2 separate regions of the Homo sapiens genome follow, and region 1 is linked to region 2. A link is a loop called in an ENCODE intact Hi-C map of the cell type or tissue named here. Cell type or tissue: adrenal gland. All regions are shown on one strand. Links, peaks and the distances in the headings refer to the core of each region. The heading gives the core; the rest is flanking DNA. Region 1 overlaps PHACTR2 (phosphatase and actin regulator 2). Region 2 overlaps PHACTR2 (phosphatase and actin regulator 2).

Region 1 (12,637 bases), core at 1,879-9,878, 50 kb after region 2:
AACACCAGAAAATCACCCCTTCAAATAGAAGTACAGATGAAGACATGTTTTGATCTCATACTGAAATGTAGGTTAGGAAGACAGTCTGGAGCATAGCGCGTCCACTTACCAGCTGTCTCTCTCTGCCTTGGGCAAATGAGTTAGCATCCCCATGCCTCAGTTTCCACATCTGTACAAAGATGATATAGGAGTACTTTCATCGTAAGATTGTTTTGGGGATTAAATGAGGAAATAGATGCATAGCACTTGGACTTGTAAGCTCTGGTAAGTATTATATTAGGATTGTTATTATTATCTGTGTATTAGTCCATTCTCATGCTGTTATAAGGACATACCCGAGACTGGGTAATTTATAAAGGAAAGAGATTTAATTGACTCACAGTTCCATGTGGCTGGGGAGGTCTCAGGAAACCTGCAATCCTGGCAGAAGGCACCTCTTCACAGGGCAGCAGGAGAGAGAATGAGTGCCGAGTGCAGGGAGAAGCCCAATCAGATCTCGTGAGTACTCACTGTCACGAGAACAGCATGGGGGAAACCACTCGCCTGATTCAATTACCTCCCACCAGGTCCCTCCCACAACATGTGGGGATTATGAGATTACAATTCAAGGTGAGGTTTCGGAGGGAACACAGCCAAACCATATCAATTTGCCTTTCACATTGTATATAAAATATTTGATTTAAGAGGTTTTCAGTTACTCTTTGAAATATTTTTATAGAACTTCCATATTTTGCTTCAGGTTGTGGTTGACTCTTCCTAGAAAACATTTTGGAATGTCCTGTCAGGTGGGTTATTGTATATTAGTATACATTTACTTGTAATTAAGTTTAGGGGCTTCTGATTGGACTCCTCAGTCATATAGAATTATTTATAGAGCTAACAAATAACTTCCTAGATACCCCTGTGTATATGTGTTCAGTGACTTATGCATTCAACAAATAGTTATTGAGCACATCCCTAGTGAGCCAGATTGTGTTCTGGACCCTGAGAGTTTAGGACCTGTCTCATAAGGTCCTCAGGTGGTTATGTTCCAGTAGAGAAGCAAACTATTACCAAGTCAACAATAAATACACATGAGCATTTCAGATAGTGCTAAGGACTGTGAAGAAAAGGTAATAGGACAGGGGTGGGTATAGATCCGATGGCCAAGAAAGGGGTCTGTATCTGTCTGAGTTCTCCAGAGAAACAAAACCAATAAGATATATGTATATAGATATATGAGAGGGGATTTATTAGGGCAATTGGCTCACATGATAATGGATGCTGAGAAGTCCCAGAACAGGCTGTCGGCAACCTGGAGACCCTGAGATGCTGGTAGCCTGGCTCAGTCCAAGGCTGGAGGCCTGAGAGCTCGAGGCAGTGGGGAGTACTGGTGTAAGTTCTGGAGTACAAAGGGTGGGGAGCCTGGAGTTGTTGTTCAAGGACAAGAGAGGAAGAGCATGTATCCCAGCTCCAGTAGATAGATTGACATAGTCTCCTTTTCTCTGTTTTTGTCCTCTCTGGCTCTCTGGCAGATTGGCTGTGGCCACCGACACTGAGGGAAGATCTTCCCTACCTAGTCCACTCAGACTCACAAGCCAGTCCCTGAAAACACCCTCACAGACTGTATTAGGCCATTCTTGACTGCTATAAAGAAATACCTGAGACTAGGTAATTTATAAGAAAACAGGTTTAATTGGCTCACAGTTCTGCAGGCTGTACAGGAAGCATAGCAGCATCTGCTTCTGGGGAGGCCTCAGAAAGCCTCCAATCACGGCAGAAAGCGAAGGGGGAGCAGGCACATCACATGGCAAGAATGGGAGAAAGAGTGGAGGAGAAGTGCCCCACACTTTTAAACCAGACCTCGTGAGAAGTCACTCACCATCACAAAGACAGTACCAAGCCATAGGGATCCACCCCCAGGACCCAAACACCTCCCAGCCCCACCTCCAGCATTGGGGATTATATTCCAACATGAGATTTGGCAGGGACAAATATCCAAACTGTATCATTTTGACCCTGGCTGCTCCCAAATCTCATGTCCTTCTCACATTTCAAAATGCTTTCCCAAAAGTCCCCCAAAGTCTTAATTCATTCCAGCATTAACTCAAAAGTTCAAAATCTCATCTGAAAAAAGGCAAATCCTTTCCACCTATGATCCTGTAAAATAAAAAACAAGTAAGTTATTTCCAAGATATGGTGGAGATCTATACTGGGTAAACATTCCCGTTCCCAAAGGGAGAAATCAGACAAAAGAAGGTGGCTACAGGCCCCATGCAAGTTCAAAACCCAACAAGGCAGTTGTTAAATCATAAAGCTCCAAAATAATCTCCTCTGACTCCATGTCCCATGTCCTGGGTACTCTGGTGTAAGTGGGCAGCTCTACCCCTGTGGATTTGCAAGGTGCAGCCCCCAGGCTGATCTCACAGGCTGGCGTTGAATGTCTGTGGCTTTTCCAGGCACAGGGTGCAAGCTGCCAGTGGATCTACCATTCTGGGGTCTGGAGGACAGTGACTTCCTTTTCACAGTTCCACTAGGCAATGCCCCAGCAGAGACCCTTTGTGGAATCCCCAACTCCTCATTTCCCTTCCACACTGCCCTAGTAGAGGTTCTCTGTGGGGGCTGTGCCCTTCCAGTAGGCTTCTGCCTGGACACCCAGGCTTTTCCATGTATCCCCTGAAATCTAGGTGGAGTGTCTGAAGCTTCCATCACTTTTGCATTCTGTGCATCTGCAGGCTTAACATCATGTAGAAGCTGTCAAGGCTTTCAGCTTGCACCCTCTGAAGCAGAAGCCTGAGCTGTATCTGGGGCCCTTTGCGCCAAGGCTGGAGCCAAAGTGGCTGGGATGCAGGGAACAATGTCCTGAGGCTGCACGAGGCAGCAGGGCCCTTGACCTGGCCCTCGAAAAAGTGAAAGAGTGATGTTGCCTCTGTGTATCAAATGCAGGCATGGCGGTCCTCACATCTGCCCAAGGTTACAGTCAGGGATAGACTAAGAACAGAACTCAAAGTGGACACATTCCTGCTTTAGTAATAAATTGCCTACCAGTTTTGTAAAGCTTGGTATATCTTATTTTTCTTTTGACTTTTGTCAAACACAGAAGTAATATAAGTCCCTCGTATCCAACTAGCAGCTCCTCAGTTATCAATTCGTGGCCCATCTCATTTCACCTGCTCTTATTTTTTAGTTTTTCATTTTGTAATGCTTGTATTCAACACAGTGACGTTTAGTAAGTACTATCACGTGCCGGAGATTGTATTCAATGAGTATGTAAAAATGGATAAGAAAGTTTCCTTCCTCAGCTTCTCATGATCCAATAGCAAAGGCACATGTATCCAAAGATTATATAATGTAAGCAATAACTGGCATAAGCCAAAGGTTATGGGAACACAGGAAAGAGAGCAATTAGTGCTTCCCTGAGCAGTGGAGAAAAGAGTTTGGAGAACTCACAGAGTGAGACTGCATAAAGCGCAGATGGTAAGAGAGATAAAGGTAGAAGAAAGAGTAGGCCAGGTGTGGTGGATCAAACCTGTAATCGCAGCACGCTGGGAGGCCGAGGACAGATTGCTTGAGTGCAGGAGTTTGAGAACAGCCTGAGCAACATAGCAAAACCCCATTTCTACTAAAAATACAAATATTAGCTGGGCATGGTGGTGCATGCTTGTAGTTTCAGCTACTTGGATGCTGAGGTGGGAGAATCACCTGAGCCCAGGAGGTTGAAGCTGCAGTGAGCTGAGATCGCACCACTGCACTCCAGCCTGGGCAATAGGAGTGAAACCCTGTCCCCCTCTGGAGCTCCCCCCAACCCACCCTGCAAAAAGTAGGTAGAGGAAAGGGCATTAGCGCAAAAGCCTTTTTGGGGCAAGTGATTGAAATGGAGAGTATTTGGAAGCAGTGATAGAGATATAGCTAGAACCATGAGTTGGGCCACTTTCTGAAAAGCCTTACTTGCTACTCCAGGAACTTTAAATTTTATTTTGTTGGCTTTCTTATTTTAATTTTGTTAAGGGACAGGGTCTTACTATGTGCCCAGACTTGTCTTGAACTCCTGGACTCAAGGCTGTCCTCCCACCTCAACCTCCCAAGCAGCTGGGATTACAGGTGTATGCTACCATGCCCAGCTTAAATTTTATTTTGTAGGTAATGGGGAACAATACGATCCTTTTGAGAAAGAACTGGGTTGGGCGCAGTGGCTCGTACCTGTAATCACAGCACTGTGGAAGGCAAAGGTGGGCAAATCGCTTGAGACCAGGAGTTCAAGACCAGCCTAGGTAACATAGCGAGACCCCCATATCTAATTAAAAATAAAAAAAGATTTTAAAAACCCCAAGAACTGAAATGATGGAACCAGTATTTTTAAGGATAGTGTGAGCAACAGTGAGGAGCATAGATTTGATGGAGAGAGCCTGGGACAGGGAAACCAATTAGGAGACTGGCTGACCAGAGCAGATGAGCATTCGACTGTAGAAGACAGAGTGAAATGCTAGGCAGAGTTGCATAAATGTGGAATTGCAGAAGTAGGCTGAAGAGCTTGATCACTTAAGGCTTTATGGAGAAGATAACTTTTGACCTTGATCTTGAAAATGAAAACATAGATAGGAAATGAAGGGAAGGAATTGCAGTATTAGTGAACAGCATGTTCAAAAGCACCGGGCTACAAAAATGCAAGGAATGTTCAGGAACTCACAAGGAGGGAAAGGAAGCCAGCTGGCTGGCTAACAAGCATACCGTAAAAGTAGTGCCAGCAAAAGATGGAACTTTAATGATTCCAAGACAGGCAGTTGAGGCAGGACTTGGTGACTAATAGGAAATGCTGGATGAGGGAGAGAAATGAATTGCTAATCTGAGGTTTCTAGACCAAAAATATTTTTAAAGATAGAATATTAAATAAGACAAAGTGCAAAGGCAGGTTAACAAGGAAAGCTTTGTATAGTTGTGGACATGCTTAGTATATACCTGTGGAACATCTGGGGGGAAGCGCCCTGTGGGCTTTTGGAAATTCAAGTGTAGAAAGTAGATTTGGAGTCGTCAGCAGGAGATGATGAGAGGCTGAAGCTAATGAAAAAGTGTCTATTTGTTACTGTGCTTTTATAATACAGACGAGGTGTACCAAAATCCCTTTGTGAAACATCTCCCTCTGCTTGATAAAGGTTAGAGCACGATGCTCAAGAATAGTGATGTTTTCTGTCTTGGTTGCTGTGTAACTTGAATACTATAACCAGCATCTTTTATATAAGGTTTCCTTATATGCTTATATGTAAACATATATATAAGGAAAGCGTTTATATATGCTTTCCTTAATAATATTTGTAACAGTATTTTGTTATGACAGAAATTTGTAAACAGTAATTCAGTTGGGGGATATCTGGGGTACCTTTTCATTGTAAACATGACCACGCCTTATTCAGCTCACTGCATGCAGAATGTGCTCCTAGGCCACAGGCTTATAGTTTCTATTTCTTACTCCAGGTTTCATCGTCCATAACGAAGAGTGAGACTATTTGGAAACAGAGACTGATCATCTTTGGGGGAAGCCCTGCTTCCTGAAAACCTGATATTGCACTGGGATTTGAATGTGTGTGTTTCCGTTTAACTTGTGGTGAAGGAAGTGTGTGACTCAGCTTGGCTGGGAAGTGCTCCTCACCTGTGTGGCCCAGATGGCTCCAACAAGCAAAAGGAAGGATGCAGTGACTCTTGCTGCCCAGAATGCACAGCGATGGTAAGAGACACCGTGGATATTCTTCATCAGAAGCTTTAATCAAAGAAGATGAGCAGAAGACAATCACTGGCTCCCTGTTACCAGAAAGCCAAATTTTATAATGCGGGTGAAAGAAAAATATAGATTAAAATTGCTGGGCACTGAAAAGGGGTGGGAGTTGGAAATCAGAAAGAAAGAGAAATATTTCATTATGTTAATGAAGAAAAGAGAAAATTGAAGCATAAATGTATTTTTGAAGTAGTTATTCGGTAGCTGAGAACTTATTAAGGGATTTAGGAATTTAACCTCCTGATGTGGATTCCTCAAAGACTTGATCGGAGAATACTCTTGTTTCACCATTATGTTGGTACAGTATAGTACCATTATTTTATGTTGTGCCAGTGAATCCAGTTGCCAGAAATAAGTCTGAATGTTTTCATGCATCTTTTTCTTAAATGCAAGAGCTTCTACTGACTCTTAACAAGCATGCTTACCCAAATTTTGTTGCATGCTTTTAAGTAGCATTAGCTATGCACACTTGACATTTTTAAATATCCCTTTCCTAGTGTACCAGCCTTCACAGGATAAGAGGACTGGGAATAAAGTCAGATGTAATGTGACCCTAGAAAACTGTAGCAAGCTTCAGAAATAAATCTTTTGATCTTTCCCTATCTTGATTAGATCCAAAGTCAAAGCAACCATACTTCACCTAGAGAAGACAGTATTGGCAATCATGACACCTGTAATAAAAACTTGAATCCAAAGTCAAAACTTAAGCAAGATACAAATGTGCTGCCTGCAGTTAGTCCTGCATGGGAATAAGGACTAGTTATTTTTTTAGTGCTGCATTTTTTTAAAGTTGGATTGCTGCTATTTAAAAAAAAAAAAAGGACACAGATCAAAAAAACACCCAAAGGCTTAACAGAACATGGAAAGTTCCCACTAAGTTGTGTGTGAGGAAATCCTCATCTTGTATTTTAAGAATCTGCAGATGGCATCCATAGATACAGTACAGTATTTACTGTCAATGCAAAAGAATCAGTGAGGTTAAAGTAGTGGAAGTTTTCCCTATGAGCCTACAGTCTGTATTGTTTACATTAAGAAACTCTCTATTATTGTGTTGCTATTTTCCATGGAGTCACAGGCACACTATGACTTCTGCTCCCAAATACATATGACCATATGTAAATACCACCTTGCATTTCATTGTTCTTCACAAGTGCTTTGTGCCCCTTTAATTAAAAACACATGAAATGAATAACAAAACAAGACCCAAATAGAGTTTATTTTATTCTCAGAGTTTGGACTACAATTTTCTAAGATGTTTCTGGTTCAAGACTGTCATTTTCTATTTCAACCGAAAAGTAAGCATTTAACCCGGTGAATAAATGTAGATCCTGCCATTCATTGGTATTTTAAAGAACCACTTGAAATCGGATCATTTTATTTAAAAATAAAAAATGTTAATGCCAGTTGGCCTACTATAAAAAGCCAGGACCATGTTAGAATTAGGAAAAGTAACCAGCATTACTGCACCTCTTGTTAGACTCTGTGCATTAATAAAACACACCTAGAGTCTGTTGTCATTTCACTAATAGGATAAGACAAATTTTTTGCTTTGAAAAAATTTTTCTGCATGCCCAGGTGTCTGTCTCTGGCTGAGGTTTTGTCTATTTTACAGTGTTTCAATCCAGCCATAAAAATTAACTTGTGATTTTTTTTTTCCCAAAGTCATGCTTTTCCTTAATTATATTTTTATTTTATTATTTTAGTGTCTTGAGAAAAATACCAAGAGATATAATGTTTCTTTTAATTGTCTATGCTTAATCATCTTTAAACACTTTTTAAATTTCTAACCACAAGACCTCTCTATAATGGTAAATGTAAGACATCACCATTTTATCACTCAAAGTATGTTATTGAAAGTTTCTATTTGGTTGATAAAAGGAACAATTTTTTCCCACTTTTGATGCCTGTGATGCAATTTTTTATTGCCTACAATGAGATACACTTAGTACAAAAAATGAAAATCTGGTATTTCAAAATTGCATTTCTTGTATAATAGGTCAGATTTATTAACTACTCATACTTTTTCTTTACACTAATCGATACATTTAGAAAAAATTTTCTAAGTTAGAGACAAGTTTAAAAGTAAAAAAAAAAAAAAATTAGCCACTGCTAGTCTACTGTTTAGGTAATCGGAATCACCAATTATTTTATTAGAATGATGGCTTGAGTAAAAAGCTGTGGAAAGAATTAAAGGATTATGAGCTAAGCTGTATTTTGCAGAATATGGTTCTATTTTAGTAGAGCAGAGATGAGACATATCCCCACCGGCCACCCAGCCAGAGGTCTCCTACCTGGGGGCCCTAAAGGGATGCAGAGGTCTGGCCCACCCTCCGTGCATAGGCACCTCTGTCCACCACCAGCGTTTCAGCAATCCAACCAGTAAGCATATGCTGTATAGGAAAAATAAAAGTGTGTGGGAATTGGATTTCTTTTGTTGTAACACAATTCCAGGTTTTTGGCTATTTAAAGTTTGACATTAGGCTGACATCGAGGAAGTAAGTGGGTTTTCCTGAGTTCCCAAGATATGATTAAGGAAGAAAACAAACCCATCTCCAGGAAGATCCCAGGCAGGAAAGAACTAGACAGATGTAGAAACCAAAGTGACCATTTTAGTTTTTTTATTGGAGAATAAAACATTAATATTAGGGTATTAAGAAGATGCTCAGCAAGCTTGATCAGAATCTTCATGGTCATTACCAATCAGTCTGACAAAATAGTTCTCTGGTAGTCAGCATTCATTTAAGGCAGCTTGCCTGATAATTTCCTGTGTTATGTGAAGTGTCTTGCACTTTCACATGTTAGCTATAATTCCTTAAATTACTTAACTGAAATCTGTAATAGAGAACCATTTTGGCATTTGAACAGCTATTTTACATGGAGAAAAAGCAAACACATCTGTTTGCTTTACCCAGAAAAACTGACTTTCTGGTTTCATCTTCATATTGTTTAGTAGCATAATGAGAGTAGTCCTTTATCTTTCTCTAATGTTAGTAAATATATTCTGTTAGTAGGAAGTTCTGAAATTGAAGGGAAAATATATTTAAGGAAATAAAGGAATTCAATACACCCTTCAAAAGTCACCAAATACTGAAAATAAGAGATGAGTCCTTAAAACCTGAGTCAAAAAAGGTCCAGTTTTACAGCCTGCAATTAATTCAGGGCTGCGTTGGCATTAAAAAAGAAAATATATATATATATATATATATATATATATATATATATATATATGTATATTATATATACAGTAGCTTACACTTAAAAGAGGAAAAATTTGCATTAACATTGCATATTCTGATATGTACCATATTAACACATAACAGGCATTTTATTTATGCTTCATAGAATCAGACAGACACAACTTTCAAAAATCTTACTGTATTCACAATAGAAAAGGGTAGTCTTGTCTACCACAGAGGAGTATGTCCACACTTAATAATGAAAACTTTCTTCCTTTCCTGCCCAAAAATTTCTTCAGTCTGTTATTATTTTTAAGTGCCCCTTGCTGCAAATTTCAAACAGAGCAAGAAATCTTCCTCAGAGTAGGTGGTATGAAATTAAACTAGTACAATATATATGAATTCATGTCATTTACCCCTGAGTATGGTAGAATTGTTAAAGCATTCTTAAATTCCAATTATATGAAGCCTATCATTACTAGGAAAAGTATATTCTTTGGGATAAGAATTAATTTCTTCACACTATTAGAGCATGTTGTGAGTAGTAAGGAACTACTTAGATGCAATTTATTTACAGAATTGTCCCTTGACCTCTTGAAATGGCTAGATCTTTCACTACTGTGTAGGTAGTCTCTACTTACTGGTAGGATAGATTACATTGCTTTACTGGACAAAGCAGAATGAACTTATATAACTAAAATATGTCCTATATTGGCTGGGTGCGGTGGCTTACACCTGTAATACCAGCACTTTGGGAGGCCAAGGTGGGTGGATCAGTTGAGGTCAGGAGTTCGAGACCAGCCTGGCCAACATGGTGAAACCCTGTCTCTACTGAAAATACAAAAAAAAAAAAGTATCTGGGCATGGTGGCTTGTGCCTGTAATCCCAGCTACTTGGGAGGCTGAGGCAGGGAAATCGCTTAAACCCGGGAGGTGGAGGTTGCAGTGGGCCCAGATCGTGCCACTCCACTCCAGCCTGGGAGACAGAGCAAGACTCCATCTCAAAATAATAATAATAGTAATAATGAATAAAATAAAATAAAATATGTCCTCCAGGGAAAAGCAATGACAGAGTAATCACCAAATTAATAGGAACATCTTTCTAGAGAAAGTACATGCCCAGTTAGTTCAAACCCAGGTTTCAAAGAAGTAGCACTGGGCTCTACTGTAAAGGCAGGCAGTGACCAAGAGGTGGTGGGGAGAGAGGTAGAGTACCCTCAAATCATTCCCATTTTCACTTCCAATTTCCCTTTTGTAATCATTAAGCTTAAGCTATGTATGGAAATGCAAAGCACCATTAGCATTTCTAGAAAGCAGCTGGAACCTTACCCACCAATGCTTTTTTGAAGACAGTATCATCCCAAATTTAAAAATCCTATTGTATATGTTGTAAAATTTCTGGCAAAGAAATGGAGGATCCTGTGGCAGCTATTCCCACCTAAAGCCAACCCTATAAGGATGGGTCATTTTTTAGCCATGCTAGGATTTACTGCACACACAAAAAATGTCATTTAGCTTGTCACATTGCTAGCACAGCTGCACATATGAGCAAAGCACTGTTGGTCTGTGTTTCTCAGTGGGGGTACTCTTGGCATTTGGAGCTGGATAGGTCTTTGCTGTACAGAATCATCCCATGCATTGCCAGATGTTTAATATCCCAGGCCCCTGCTGACTAAATGTCAGTAGCATTCTCAGTCATTGTAAACACCAAGAATAAAAAGCATTCCCCCAGGTTCAAATGCCCTCCCTGGGAGGTTGGTATCACCTCCCCTGAATGCCACTGTCTACTGCATTTTGAGGACACAGGGAGAAAAAGTGCCTATCCTCAAACATTGTCTCTGCTGCCTTGCATTTCTTTGGGCCCTGAATGGTTTTTCTCCCTTCATTTTTCGAGCCTTTCTCTCAGTGCAGCTGTTCTTCAGGGAGGAGGTTACTGGGCAGCCTTGGCCATTCAGTGGGCATGGGGACTTGGCCTAGTCCCTATATATATATACTTAAAGTCCCTATATATACTTAAAGGAGAGATCATACATGAAGAAAGCTTTTTTTTTTTTTTTTTTTTTTGCCTTACAACTTTTCTTTAGAACCACATTATTGGTCATAATCCTTGTTACTGTCATGAGGATTGTTGCATGGGTTAAACACAAACACAGACTAGCAATGCACTTGAACAAACCTGGTGGTCTTTGGAAATAAATCACCATTAGATTTCACCTGGTTATGCTGCATCCCATAAGTTCCAAATGAATCACCTGCTTATCCTATTAACGAAGCATTTAATTCACACACAAATGCTTGAATTTCCCCTGTATAAATGTAGTCATGCGATTCAACTTTTCTAATAAGATTTGTGAATGCTGCATCATGATGAAAATGTGGATTAACTGTGGGTTGCATGCCTGTTGTTCATACTTCAGTGATGGTCACACACAAAACAAGATGAGTTTTACTTAGGTGAAACATTATTAAACTGTACTAACAATACAGAAACATATTCTCTTTGTCGCTTTTTATCACCAAAACTGAATGGCAAATATGTCTTGACATTACTTGGATGAACTGTGGCTAGCAAAATGGAATTAACTTAGCCACTATAATTTTTTAAAACATTAAAGTTTCTAAATTGTTTTTGGGGCCGAGTAACGCAGAGTCAATAAAGGTGGTTATATTGTAAGCTTTTAGATGGTGCTTAAGAATTCTTATCTTTTTAAATAGCAGTATTTTTTTTTTAAGAATAAATTGTAAGGAGCAAATAAGGCAGAATGCCACTCTACCCTCAGGTCAATTTTATGGTATATGAAAATGCCAGTAATATTTGTGCCACTTGCCAACTCGGGGGAGGAGGGGCTTTTCCCTTACTGGATACTTTTGTTATAGTTTGACTATGTCATTATGTTGTTTAGAGAGCCTCCACAATGAGAAGTTGCCACTGCAGGGCTAACTCGCCTTCAGAAATAATCAGAATGATTCAAGGGTCAAACCACTTTCATCCCTTAAAATATAGGGACTAATATTTCTTTTTCTTTTTTTTAAAAAAAACATTTCTTCTGTGGCTTAGAAATGTGCCAGTGTGTTCAAAACATTTACACCAATTTCACCAGATTTAGGACCTATTAAAAATTCAAACAAGTTTCTTTTTTTTTTTTTTTTTTCTGTGTAACAGGGATTTTTAAATAACGGACTATATGCATTCTTTTGTTATTTCACACTTCAGTTAAAGTGATAACAATGGTAAACTGTGATCATTATCAGACTGACTGAATGCTTTCTGATTTCCAGTGAGTGATCTAGTTCTACGTATTACACAGGTGTAATATCTGTGAGTGTAAATAACTGGAACTGTACACTGATTAACATGACAGTTTCTCTTTTGTTGTTCTTATCTGTACTGTATTATAGTATGTGGGTATAAATATCTACAAGTATACACACATATGTACTTGTATTCCACTATTGTAACCTGAAAGAAAGACTATGTATTCCCTTTTTTAATTCCGTACTGGTATTTGTGTTATTTAAAAAGCAAAATTCTGCTCTATTTAGTTGTATAATATTAGAGGATACTTTGCTGTGCACAATTCCAAGTGCCTTAGAACATTGTTTAGCTTTCCTAAGTATATATAAATGCATATATGTATAAAATTGGGAAAAGTTACCTCAATAAAATCATTGGGAAATCCCCAGTTTTAGTTTGTTCCAGTTTCTCTTATATTTGG
Region 2 (12,637 bases), core at 2,530-10,529:
CAACAGAGTGAACCTACCCCTGTGAGCCCTTTTGAAAATGGCATTAATCTATTCACGAGGGCAGAGCCTTCATGACTTAAACACCTCCCACTAGGCCCTACCTCTCAACACTTTCACACTGAGGATGAAGGTTTTTGTTTTGTTTTGTTTTGTTTTTTGAGACAGAATCTTGCACTGTCACCCAGGCTGGAGTACAGTGGCATGATCTCGGCTCACCTCAACCTCTGCCTCCCAGGTTCAAGCAATTCTCCTGCCTCAGCCTCCCCAGTAACTGGAACTACGGGTGCCTGCCACCACGCCTGGCTAATTTTTGTATTTTTAGTAGAGATGGGGTTTCACCATATAGGCCAAGCTGGTCTTGAACTCTTGACCTTGTGATCCGCCTGCCTCAGCCTTCCAAAGTGCTGGGACTACAGGCGTGAGCCACCATACCCAGCTAGGATTAAATTTTAACCCATGAATTCTGAGGGACACATTCAAACCCTAGGAGCATTCTTAATACTTCCAGCACACAGCAAATGTCTTCATTTAACTATAGTGAGTATTTTCCAACATTGCCATCACTTCCAACCATTAGAACTGAACATTCATTCTTACAGCATATATTTTTTGATTGCCTTTTCTGTGCTGGGCAATGTACTAAGCACCAAGGATACAAAAGTGAGCAAGGCAATATAGTTAAGACTAGCTTTTACCAAAATATTGTCTGATGTGCCCAGGAAGTATAATGTTTAAGGTAACATCTGAATTTTGGGAACTAGATTGGGTATACGGGATTATTGTTCAATATACTAAAGAATAAGGTGCAACATGTAAAGTGTTTCCTGATATAGTCTTAAACACTCAGAGAGCTCATATCCAAAGGTGGCCTGACTCTATCCCGTTCATTTCCACAAATATTTAAGGAGTTCATTTTATTGTGCTAAACAACACACAACATACTAAGGGCTTAATATCAGTCTTCATCTCAAGTATATGAAGAACTGTCAGACCAAAGAGGTAAGCATCTGTTCTTCATTCCTACTGGGACTATAATCAGAGGGAGTGAGCTTAGTACATCATTAGCCATTGAGGCTATTTATAATAGATATTCCTGTCCATCAAGGTAGTTATAATGCTTTCCTAGAAGAGGCCATAGGGATTTTCTTCTCTGTATATTCTTCAAAATTTAAATTTCAGTTCATCCTACAGGGATGGTTTGTGTTTGCTCTTGAATTAATGAACCTGGAGTAAGTAGTCTCTCAAATTTCCTTCCAAATTCCTTCTGCCTTTTTCAAGTGGATATTTGGATTAGAATATCTGGCTCTTAGTCACTTTCTTTACTTAGAACTTTCCTTCTGAGTTATGTTTCATCAACTAATGTGTGAAAATCTTGTCATTTTATGAAGAGACTTCTGTTTGGAATACAAATATCAAAACTTTCAAGAAGACAAGTGGCTATGTATAAAAATACCTACCTCTCTTCCCATATGGCAGGGTACTAATTATTTGGTAGGCTTCCATTCATGGGCAGCTTCATCAGTAACACATATGTGTGATACAATATAAGGTGAAAACTAATAAGCCCATTTGGAGGCCATATCCAAAAGGCTACTTTGTACAGTTCATTTTCACAAACATGTATAGAATGCACTATATTGTCCAGTGTGCCCAGGAACCCGAGGGGGAAAAATGAGGGGTAAGTCATGAGTTGATTAATACAAATTTGGAATATATTTAACATCAGATATAATTTATAACATAACTCATTAAGTGTAAAATATAATAGTATAATAAATGTAAAATTTAATAGGTAGACCGAGTCTTCAGTCTGGATTCTAGACAAGACTTGCTACCTTGGTTAGGCAACTCACTCATGGTCTTCTTTGATTCCATGAACTATAAGTTATCTGCCCTCCTTATACAATAGAATACTTGTAAATTGTAGATGTATGCTGGACTCTTTGAAAACCATGAAACAAAATACAAATAGTAAGATTAGAATAATAATCAATATGATAATTAATTAGTGAACAATGACACCAACAAATAAAGGACTCATCTCTCAAATTTGTTCTGTTATTCAGAACATATTATTAATTGGCATGTATTTTAAACATTCTGTGATCACCCATAATGGCAGCCAATTCAAACAAGAATGGCTTCCAGTGGCAATCAACTAAAAACCCAGACTGTGGAAAATTTTTCCTATAAAAATAGATCTTCTCTTATTTAAGATGAGATTTCACACTGTGGAAAACAGTATGGTGGTTCTTCAAAAAATTAAACATAGAATTACCATGTGATCCAGCAATTCTACTTCCATGTATATAGCCAAAATAATTGAAAGCAGGCACTTGAATTTGTACACCAGTGCTCAAAGCAGTATTATTCACAATAGCCAAAAGGTGAAAACATACAGATGTGTATTGATTGGTGAATGGATAAACAAAATGTGTTATATACATAGAGTGGAATATCATTCAGCCTTAAAAAGGAAGCAGATTCTCACACATGCTACGACATGAATGAAGGAACCTTGAAGACATTATGCTAAGTGAAGTATGTTACATACAAAAAGACAAACATTGTATAATTTCTCTTAGAGAAGGTGCTTAGAATAGTCAAATTATAGAGACAAAAAGTAGAATGGTAGTTGCCAATGGCTGGGAGATAATGGTTATGGGGAGTTGTTTAATGGGTAGAGTTTCAATTTGGGAAGACGAAAAAGTTCTGAAGATGGTTGGTGGTGGTAGTTACACGGTAATGTGAATGTGTCTAATGCCAGTGAACTGTACACTTAAAACTGGTTAAAATGGCAAATTTTATGTTATGTATATTTTACACAATAAAAATGAGATTTCCTATTTCCCTGTTTGAGAACAAGAATATAGTCTGTTGGGTTTTTCTGATAAGTGAGAAACAAAATTTTGACAGTGATCACTCAGGTTTATAACTATGAAGTAGGGTTTTAAATACCTCATATTCTGATAAAGTTTATCTGTGTTTATTGCTGGAAGAACTTTTTACCAGAAAGCAATTTGGGGGATCTTTGTGTCTTAAAATGAAGATTACATTATTTTTGATGTGATGTTTTTATGTAAATTACTATGTATTTTTTAGTCTAGTCTTTGAAAATTGGCAATCTTTGTACATTAATAGTAACTCTTTAAATCATAGACTTTTACTAGGCTAAATAATAGAAAATTATTGCTTCCTTGCATATCACCTTTTTTCTTTCTTTCTTTCTTTTTTTTTTTTTTTTGAGATGGAGTCTCGCTCTGTCACCCAGGCTAGAGTCATATTACCTTTTTTCTAAAAAGTGTATTTAACTTGCACATTGTCTGTTATGTTACAAGAGGCAGTTTTAAAAATGAAAACACACATAGGATAAATGAGTTTTTACTATTTACATATTGGGATAAAAGCAGGATTAATTCATATATGTACTTTACATATATATATATGTATATATATATATGTATATATATATATATGTATATATATATATATGTGTGTATATATATATATATATATATATATATATATATATATATATGCTTTTTTTTATTTTTTTGAGACAGGGTCTCACTCTGTTACCCAGGCTGGAGTACAGTGGTGCTAGCATGGCTCACTGCAGTCTCGATTTCCCAGGCTCAAGCAATCCTTCCCAGGCTCAAGCTGGGACTACAGGCAAGCGCCACCATGCCCAGCTAATTTTTTATTATTTTATTTTATTTTATTTTATTTATGTATTTATTTAATTTATTTATTTTTGAGACGGAGTTTTGCTCTTGTTGCCCAGGCTGGAGTGCAATGGCGCGATCTTGGCTCACTGCAACCTCCACCTCCCGGGTTCAAGCGATTCTCCTGCCTCAGCCTCCCGAGTAGTTGGGACTACAGGTGCCGGCCACCACTGCTGGCTAATATTTTGTATTTTTAGTGGAGACAAGGTCCCCTATGTTGCCCAGGCTGGTCTTGAACTCCTAGGCTCAAGTGATTCTCCCACTTCAGCCTTCCAAAGTGCTGGAGTTACAGGTGTGAGCCACCGAACCCAGCCATATATTAATGAAAGAAGATGTACTTTTCTACGTCATTACCTTCTGGGTGCTGTGATGCAAAACAATGAGTCTCACTTTTCCAGGAACTTGTGGGATTGAGAAGGCAGAGAAGCAATGGGTGGTCAAGATGTAGTATGCTAAGCACTCTAGCGGGATCGTCTTCAGGTCCCCATGGGACAGACGTGGGGGCAAGGAATTAAACTGAAGGTCCATGAAAGCTTCCTGAAGGAGCTGAGGCTGTAGCTGACACTTGAAGGAAAAAATAATTTGCAAAATGTAGTTTTACCCTATTTGTTTGCTAAATGTATCAGATACCAAGCGTTTGCATTTTACAGATGAAAAATGTAAAACCTTGAGAATTAAGGTTTCATTTCAGTGACTTTAGCCTGGCCTATGTCAAGTGTCTGCTTTCCTCAGCCTGAAGGAAGCCCATGAAACTAGAGCTCTTTTTCTTAGTGTCAGTGCCGCCAAGGGTTGCTCTGAGCTTCACATCACTCCCATGCTTTTCTGCCTTTAACAGTTTCACAACCAAAGAGGAGCTGGGGAAGACAGTGCCTCAGCTACTGACTCCTGGGCTGATGGGCGAATCTTCAGAATCCTTTAGTGCCTCAGAAGATGAAGGCCACAGGGAATACCAAGCCAATGACTCTGACTCGGACGGGCCTATCTTGTACACCGATGATGAGGACGAAGACGAAGATGAGGATGGCAGTGGAGAAAGTAAGACTGTTTTCAAGAGGCAGGGAGGAGCGTGGGTGATAAGCAGAAGCAGCTGCAGTTTATAAAGAATAAAAGCCTCATTAGGAACCAGACATCTGATGTTTTCTTTCCCCTCATCCTCCTTTCTCAAATTAGAAATGTGTATATCCTAAAGTTTAGCTTTTGATGGGAGGCCTTTCCAGAAGATGATGTCACATGGCTGGATCTGGCCTTTGTCGATGAGCTAGATGAGCTAGATGTGCTAGATGTGCATATTAGTATTTGTGCTGAGAATCAAAGCTTTCTAATAACAGAGACCTTTCTCACTATGACCAAAGAGAGCCCTTCCACTCTGGGCCTGTTGTTGAAGAAAGAAAGTCAGTGCAGATTCATAGGCTTACTCATTGGAGGTGTTTGAAATTTTCACTCGCTTTTGTACTGGGGTTTATAGAAAGGGGAAGGAGGAATGAGTCAAGAATGCCAAATACCTCATTAGCATTAAGAGGCTGGGCACGGTGGCTCATGTCTAATTTTGGGAGGCTAACGTGGGTGAATCCCTTGAGGTCAGGAGTTCGAGACTAGCCTAGCCAACATGGCGAAGCCCTATCTTTACTAAAAATACAAAATCCAGATGGGCATGCTAGCGCACGCCTGTAATTCCAGCTGCTCGGGAGGCTGAGGCAGGAGAATCGCTTGAACCCAGGAGGCAGAAGTTGCACTGAGCTGAGATCGCGCCACTGCACTCCAGCCTGGGAGACAGAGCGAGACTCCATCTCAAAAAATAATAATAAAAAGAATGCTAAATACCTTGCTAGCATTAAAAAAAATCATACTTCCACAATAAGTAAGATAGTAGGCCTTCTAGGAAATAATAATATCATTTATGTATTAAAAATAATGGCAAAAACCACAATTACTTTTGCATCAACCTAATATAACTTAGAGATATGGAAAGTGCTTTTATTTTTTTTTAACTTTGTGCTGGATAACATGGGAGGGATTCACTGTGGACTGAATTTGTAGATTATGGCAAGTTATTACTATATTAGTGATTAAATGGCACTTTTTCAAATCCCTTTTAATTTGCATGGAGCAAAAAAAAAAAAAAACCATTATCATCCATGTGGTGTTACTTATCATTTGTTGAAATTTTCAGGATTCTGGGGTAATTAAGGGTTAAACATTGGTAGACTCTGCCAGGATGGCGTCTGAGTAGAGGAAAGGAGGAGACAAGGATTAACTGTACAGAATAAAAGCAAAAGAACTAAGTTTTTTAAACTTGAAAAAGAAACAGAATTGTGCAATCATTCATTTCTATGATCCACCCTCTCAGCAAAATAAACTGCAGCTATCACTTTCCAAACGATGAAGTGATACTTCTAAGTTTTTTCATGGTGTCCCAATATTTTTCAGAACATTAAAAAGAAATAGCGCTTCAGTCCTCTCAAAATGAACTGCATCCAACTCAAAGTCTTTTTTTCCTTAGGTTAATTAAGATTCTCCTCCTGCATGAGGAGAAAGAATTTGGTCTGGGCTCTATTTAAAGTCCATGCCATGTGTAACCTGAGTGCCACTGGCTAAAAGCCTCTCTCTCTGCATTTCTGCTCTTTTTCAATCCTCAGGTGCTTTGGCAAGTAAAATACGCCGGAGGGATACTCTTGCTATCAAACTTGGCAACAGACCATCTAAGAAAGAACTAGAGGACAAAAACATCTTGCAGCGTACATCTGAAGAAGAGAGGCAGGAAATCCGACAACAAATTGGAACCAAGTTAGTCAGGTAATTGCTAACATTTTAGGACAGTACTGACTAATTTGTATTTTTCTCCCTCCCAAAGCTTCCTACCTAACTGGGGTCATTGTGAATTCCTTATGTACAGATACATCTGGCCTACTGGGTCTTTTAAAGTTGGTCTTGCATGATGAAACACTCGAAGAACCTGTCCTTTGGCCCAGCTAGCCAGTGGCTTTGAGGTCACCAAAGCCTATTCCAGGAGTCAAAAACTTTTTTTTAAAGACCAGTTGGCAAACATTTCAGGCTTTGCTGGCCAGACAGTCTCTGTTGCAGCTACTCAACTGCGCTGCTGTAGCATAAAAGCAGCCATAAATAATAGATAAACAAATGAGTGTGGCCATGTTCCAATAAAACTTTATTTATTCATAAAGCTGGATTTGGCCTGCAGATCACAGTTTGCTCAACAATCCTGGCCTAATTTATGGACTCACTAGCATTCCTGGGAATGCCATGAGGTTCTGCCCTGTGGACTGTGAGACTGCAGAAATATTATTTGCCTTCAATGGTCTGCCTCCATCCAAGTCAGGTAGCCTTAACCCTCATATCTGAACATCCCTCTTCCAACTTCAAGTAAATGGATCATCTGACATCTCTTCCTGCCTCCAACCATTGTATAGGATTTTTGCTTTTGCCACTGGTGACTTTACAAGTCCCTTTAACTGGCAGTTTTAATAGAAGTGAGCATTCATGCCAGAGGTCTTATTTTTGATGATCAGTTTAAGCACATGTAAGAATTAGTTGTTCTGCTGACTTGTCTTACTCTGCATACACAACAGGGTGCATAACTGGGAGAAAGGAACTGTCTAGAATCCCAGAGCAGGATTTGGAGGTGGGGGGAAAATTGCTGTCCTTGCTTGGAAGTGGTATAACTGGAGGCAGGATTGGCATGGAGGCTGCTGACCATTTCTCCAGAGGAAGAGTAACCCCTAAGGCACCTCCTTACAGCTGAGTTGTGCAGAAAGGTGTCAGAGACAGCAGCTGTGGCATCTATCTGAAGGAAAAGCACAGCCTACCAGGGAACCTCGGGGGAGGCTTAGAGGGTCTCTCTGTTCTGTAAACCCTCTTGCGACTCTGGAAGAAATTTGGGAATGTTTACCAGTGGTCTCTCTCGCTCTCGTCTTCTTAATTCAGCCCTAACCTGTGACCATTTCTGGCTTCGGGAAAAAGCCAGCAGAAGCAAGAGGGACTAACGTGATTAATGGTATCGAGCTGGAAAAACCTACAGTTCTAAACTTGCCATCTTACCAAGGAAAAACAAGGGGCCTCTCTGAGGCCCAGAGAGATTAAGGAAATGTCTCAAGGACAGACATGCAGTTACTGAGTAGCAGAACCAGAATTAGAATTTCGCTCCTGGGCTCTCTGCCCAATTTTCTTTTGTATACTGTCTCCTGTTTTGTACTTTCTACTCTATGTAAGAGAGTATATGCTTCTAGGTTTTCTGATTGTTTTATTACTCTTGTTTATGTTTTACTATGAAGAAGAATGTAAATCATTGAATAATATTTGCATAAAATAATAATAGTGTTATCATAGTAAGGAGTAAAAAAGTGTGAAGTATCCTATACCCACCTCAATAAATGTCAAAGTAGCAGTAAAGAAAATTTTGTAAGTTTTTGTTAAAATCCTAAACAAACGAGGAGTTGTAATCCCAGCACTTTGGGAGGCCAAGGCAGGCAGATCACCTGAGGTCAGGAGTTCAAGACCGGCCTGGCCAACATGGCGAAATACCGTTTCTACTAAAAATACAAATATTAGCCAGCTATGATGACTGGCACCTGTAATCCCAGCTACTCAGGAGGCTGAGGCAGTAATTTTGGAGGCAGAGGTTGCAGTGAGCCGAGATTGTACCACTGCACACCAGCCTGGGCAACAGAGTGAGACTCCATCTCAAAAAAAATGTAAAAATAAATTTAAAAAATATATACTAAATATCTTACTATAGGGAGAAACCCTAAAGTCATTTCCTTTAAAAACAGAAGCAAAGAAAAATTCCTTAACCTTACTGTGCTAAAAGTCTGGTCACAATTATTTGTGGTGAAGAAAAGGTATAAATTGTAGGAAAGATATACTGTTATTATACATGGTTGTATACCTAGAAAGCTCTAAAAACTGACCCAAAATTGCTATATATAATGATTTCAGCAGGTTTGCTTGATGTAAGATTAACCTATAAAAATCAACATTATGTTTATATAACATTGTTACATAGAAGAAAATACAATGAAAAAGGGAGATTGCGTTCACGGCATAGCAACAACCGCATTTTAAATACTTAACTATTCACAGGCAGAAGTCCGTAGTCAGGTACCTAGCTAACATCCAGGCCGATCTGTTGCTAGAAGGAAAGGAGACTGTGTAATGGGGGTCAGTGAGCAGCCTCAGCCATGATCTGTAGGCCCACACATACCTGGTTTGAACCACTGCAGTTTTTGGTCTCTGCTACAGCTTAGCTTATAGTCTAATTAATATATAGCTCATTAGGGTCTAAAATAGGATGCTGTGCCTGGCCAGGTAATCTTAATATTACTGTCACATGACACTCCCCAGGTAGGTGAGCGATCCAGTATGGTGGGAGCATGGCTCCTTGAAGTCTGCCTGGCAGCCCCATTCCTTCTGTCTTGCTGCTCTCCCATCCCCTAGATGGTCTCAGCTGCATGATCAAAGCTGGCTCACACCATCATGCTGAAGTTCTAGCCTGTGGAAAAAGGAAAGAGAAAGAAGGGAGCATGCACCCAGGCATTTTAAGGATGAGAAGGGGAAGTAACAAACATCATTCTGCTCACATCCCATTGCAGAAACTCAGTCACAGCACGATACCTGGCTTCTAGGGAGGCAGAAGTCTGTAGTCAGGTACCTAGCTAACATCCAGGCCGCTCTGTTGCTAAAAGGAAAGGAGACTGTGTAATGGGGGTCGGTGAGCAGCCTCAGCCATGATCTGTAGTCTCCAAACTAATGGGAAGGAGACTTTTATTTTGCAGCTTTAAAAATGGATTTTTATTTCTCAAAACATGAAAAATAGAGCTTTGTTGTTTTATTCTGAGTCTCCTACTAGGGTACCTTGTTTTTAACCTGTAATATATCCTTTTTGTCATCATAGGAGGCTGAGCCAGAGGCCCACAACTGAAGAATTAGAGCAAAGAAACATCCTAAAACGTGAGTATTCTATACTATAGAATGATTCCTTGTGTAATCGCTAACAAGCTGCCTCTACAGATGATCGATTTATCAGTAAGAAACCATCATATATTCATTTACTCAAGATGGACTGAAATAGTCCATTTATGTCACATTTATATGTAATTGTTTATATATTTTTTTAATTTCTTGAATTTGATATTTGATTTTATGGCTTTGAGCCTTATACCCGCCCCTAGAGCAGAGTCATGGTCATGACAATTGTGTTTAAGAAAGATGAAATATATTCCATGTATTCTTTCACCCAAATATTAAATAGAAAAAGAATGCTCTAGTCTTCTCGCAAATAAATGTCAAAGAAAAGGCCAAAAGAATCCACAAGGAAACAAATCAAACATTCCTATATTATTATTAACAATACAGTTTGTTGCTAGTTTAACAAATGGCTCAATTCAAAACAAAATTTTCAATCCATTGCATTTTCCTATGTTATGATAACTCGGCTTCCTTCTTGAGTTGTTTATAATTTCTCAGCACTAAAACGTTCTCCATTCATTTTCCTACTTTATTTTCCCATTCTGTTTTTCCCTCTGTTCTCTTTGACTTTAGTTTTTACTCATCCCTGCAGTAGTATTTATTGGAGTTAGTATGTTAAAGCTATAAAGCTAATAGAAATACAGTTTGTCATGCTATTGTGTGTCAGTGTGGACAGGCACTGCAGTGAGTTAAGAAACGGATATTTTTAAATTGAGCCTAGCTGTAGTTTTATATATTGTTAACCCAGTTTCAAAAGATCTTTTTATTGTATGAAATATCAAAGAACAGGGATGGGTAAAACTCCGGCTAGTACTGCAATGGTAGTGACCCATGGTGTGGGGGAAATCCTTGTCAGCCAGGCTTTTCGAGTTATCTTGGCCTGCTAGAAGACCCCTCTTCTCCAATCTAAGATACTTTCTTTCCTTTAGGGAAGAAAGATTTTAGTAGCATATTGTATTACAGTTGTTAGTACGAAATCAATTCAACAATGAAAATGAACTACCATCCAGTGAGAGGAACTACCATCCACCCAGTCTATGGGATCACTTTCTTTGGAATGCTTTTTTCTGGCTTTTTTTTTTTTGACATAACTAGAATACAGCTCCAGGAAGGACTTAAGTGGCTACTAATGTATAGAAGAGCCAATTTGGAGGAGGAAAAATTCACGGCTAGAAAAGAAGGAAAATTTTGTGTTTTTGCTTTGCTGAGGAAGAGTAGAAGCAGCATCTCATTTTGACACAAAACAAACCAAAAAGGTTCATTGCTTTTCATGATAGGTTCCTGGGAAATGCTTGTTGAATTAAGTTTTAAGCATGCTCAAATGCAGACCCTACGCTCCTAAAAAACACAGAGATTATGTCTTACTGGATGCCTGATCCAATACCTAGAAGAAAAAGGGAAGAGCACATTTTGGGTAATTCTTTCTTGATCCTGTGAGATAAATAGTGCCAAACCACAATGGAGTTTGGTTATCTGAGGAACTGTTTCATAGATCTAGAAACTTACCGCGTGTTGATCTTAAGTGCTGCATTGGCCTTTATATCCCATTTTCCTGGAGGTTTGGGAAAGAGTGAGACACTTCAGATTTGACTCCAGCCCTTTTTTTCCTTCCTTCTAAGTTCACCTAAGCATATTTATTTCTGGAAACAGAGGCATATTTCCAGCCTAGAGAGGCTGATAACTGGCTTATGATTTCCTGACCCACTATTGTACAGCCAAGGGAGGCAGAAGAAAACTGGGAGAGGTCATCTTTCCCTGAGCAGTCACAGGAAACTGAATGGCCTAACTTACAAACACTCTACTCAGCCCGTTTGTGTCTTGGTTCTTCCACATAGATTGCTCTTGTTCGTTTGTTTGTATGTTTCATCTCCAGCTTTTGTTCAAGAACAGTAGAAAAGTATGTGATACAGTGTGGTTTTTAAGGACGTTTACTTTAACTAGGTCATCTTTTTTTTTTTTTTTTTCTGAGACGGAGCCTTGCTCTGTTGCCCAGGCTGGAGGGCAGTGGCACTATCTCGGCTCACTGCAACCCCGCCTCCTGGGTTCAAGTGATTTTCCTGCCTCAGTCGTCCCGAGTAGCTGGGACTACAGGTGCGCATCACCATGCCTGGCTAATTTTTGTATTTTTAGTAGAGGTGGAGTTTTGCTATGTTGGCCAGGCTGGTCTCGAACTCCTGACTTCGTGATTCGCCCACCTTGGCCTCCCAAAGTGCTGGGATTACGGGTGTAAGCCACCGTGCCCGGCCCTAACTAGGGCATCTTTTCTGGCAAACTAGAAAACTAATTCACAGAATAAAACATTCAACAATTTTTAGAGCCCATCACTAGTTCAATAAACATGAGTCAGATGCCAATAAATGTCATTAGTTTTCATTGGTGACCACAGGACAAATTATATTTCTTAGTGTCAATTCACCATGCCAGTCCTTACTTGATGTCTTTCCTAATTATTTTGGTGATACTAGAGCTTTTTAAAAAGACATATTACATATACGTATTTATATTATATTATATTATATTATATTATATTATATTATATTATATTATATTTAGTTATTCATTTTAGAACCAGTTCCTAAAAACTGATAAAATAGAAAGCAACTTTTGGTACTTAAAAGTTCAACTTTTGCTAATCAAGAAAGGTGATGTATTTAGCTGAGAATGTAATTCTAGCCATGTCTTCTATAGAGAAAAATGAATTAGGCCATTGAGTTCTGCATATATTTTTCCCCAACATTTTATTATGAAAATTTTTAAACATGAAGAAAAGTTGGAGGAATTTTACAGTAAATCCGCATATATCTACCATCTATAGTCTGTCATTAACATCTTGCTTTATGACATATCTATGCATCTGTTGATCCAGCTTTTTTTAATGCACTTTAAGTTTATGTGTGTCTTTTTCATTTGCTAAAAACACCCATATGAGGCCA

Evidence for each region. Peaks named below come from ENCODE experiments on the same cell type or tissue, not always from the same donor. Only the 100,000 strongest peaks of a DNase experiment are listed, where the experiment ranks them.
Region 1: a loop joins it to region 2, with 1.8 times the contacts of the local background. A loop is called at or near these places in 3 of 110 quality-filtered maps.

Annotation. Positions count from the first base shown.
Region 1 is chr6:143,818,226-143,830,862 of GRCh38, forward strand. PHACTR2 (phosphatase and actin regulator 2) reads left to right here. Exons shown (of 13, transcript NM_001100164.2): 13 at 5,449-12,637. The coding sequence ends at 5,464. Among named protein-coding and RNA genes, the nearest start is that of LTV1, 19 kb to the right of the region's middle. In adrenal gland, for the core only: no CTCF peak of the experiment used is centred there; no DNase peak of the experiment used is centred there; H3K27ac peaks cover 1,085 bases.
Region 2 is chr6:143,767,698-143,780,334 of GRCh38, forward strand. It overlaps PHACTR2 (phosphatase and actin regulator 2), which reads left to right. Exons shown (of 13, transcript NM_001100164.2): 7 at 4,561-4,760; 8 at 6,362-6,518; 9 at 9,631-9,686. Among named protein-coding and RNA genes, the nearest start is that of LTV1, 69 kb to the right of the region's middle. In adrenal gland, for the core only: no CTCF peak of the experiment used is centred there; no DNase peak of the experiment used is centred there; H3K27ac peaks cover 2,871 bases.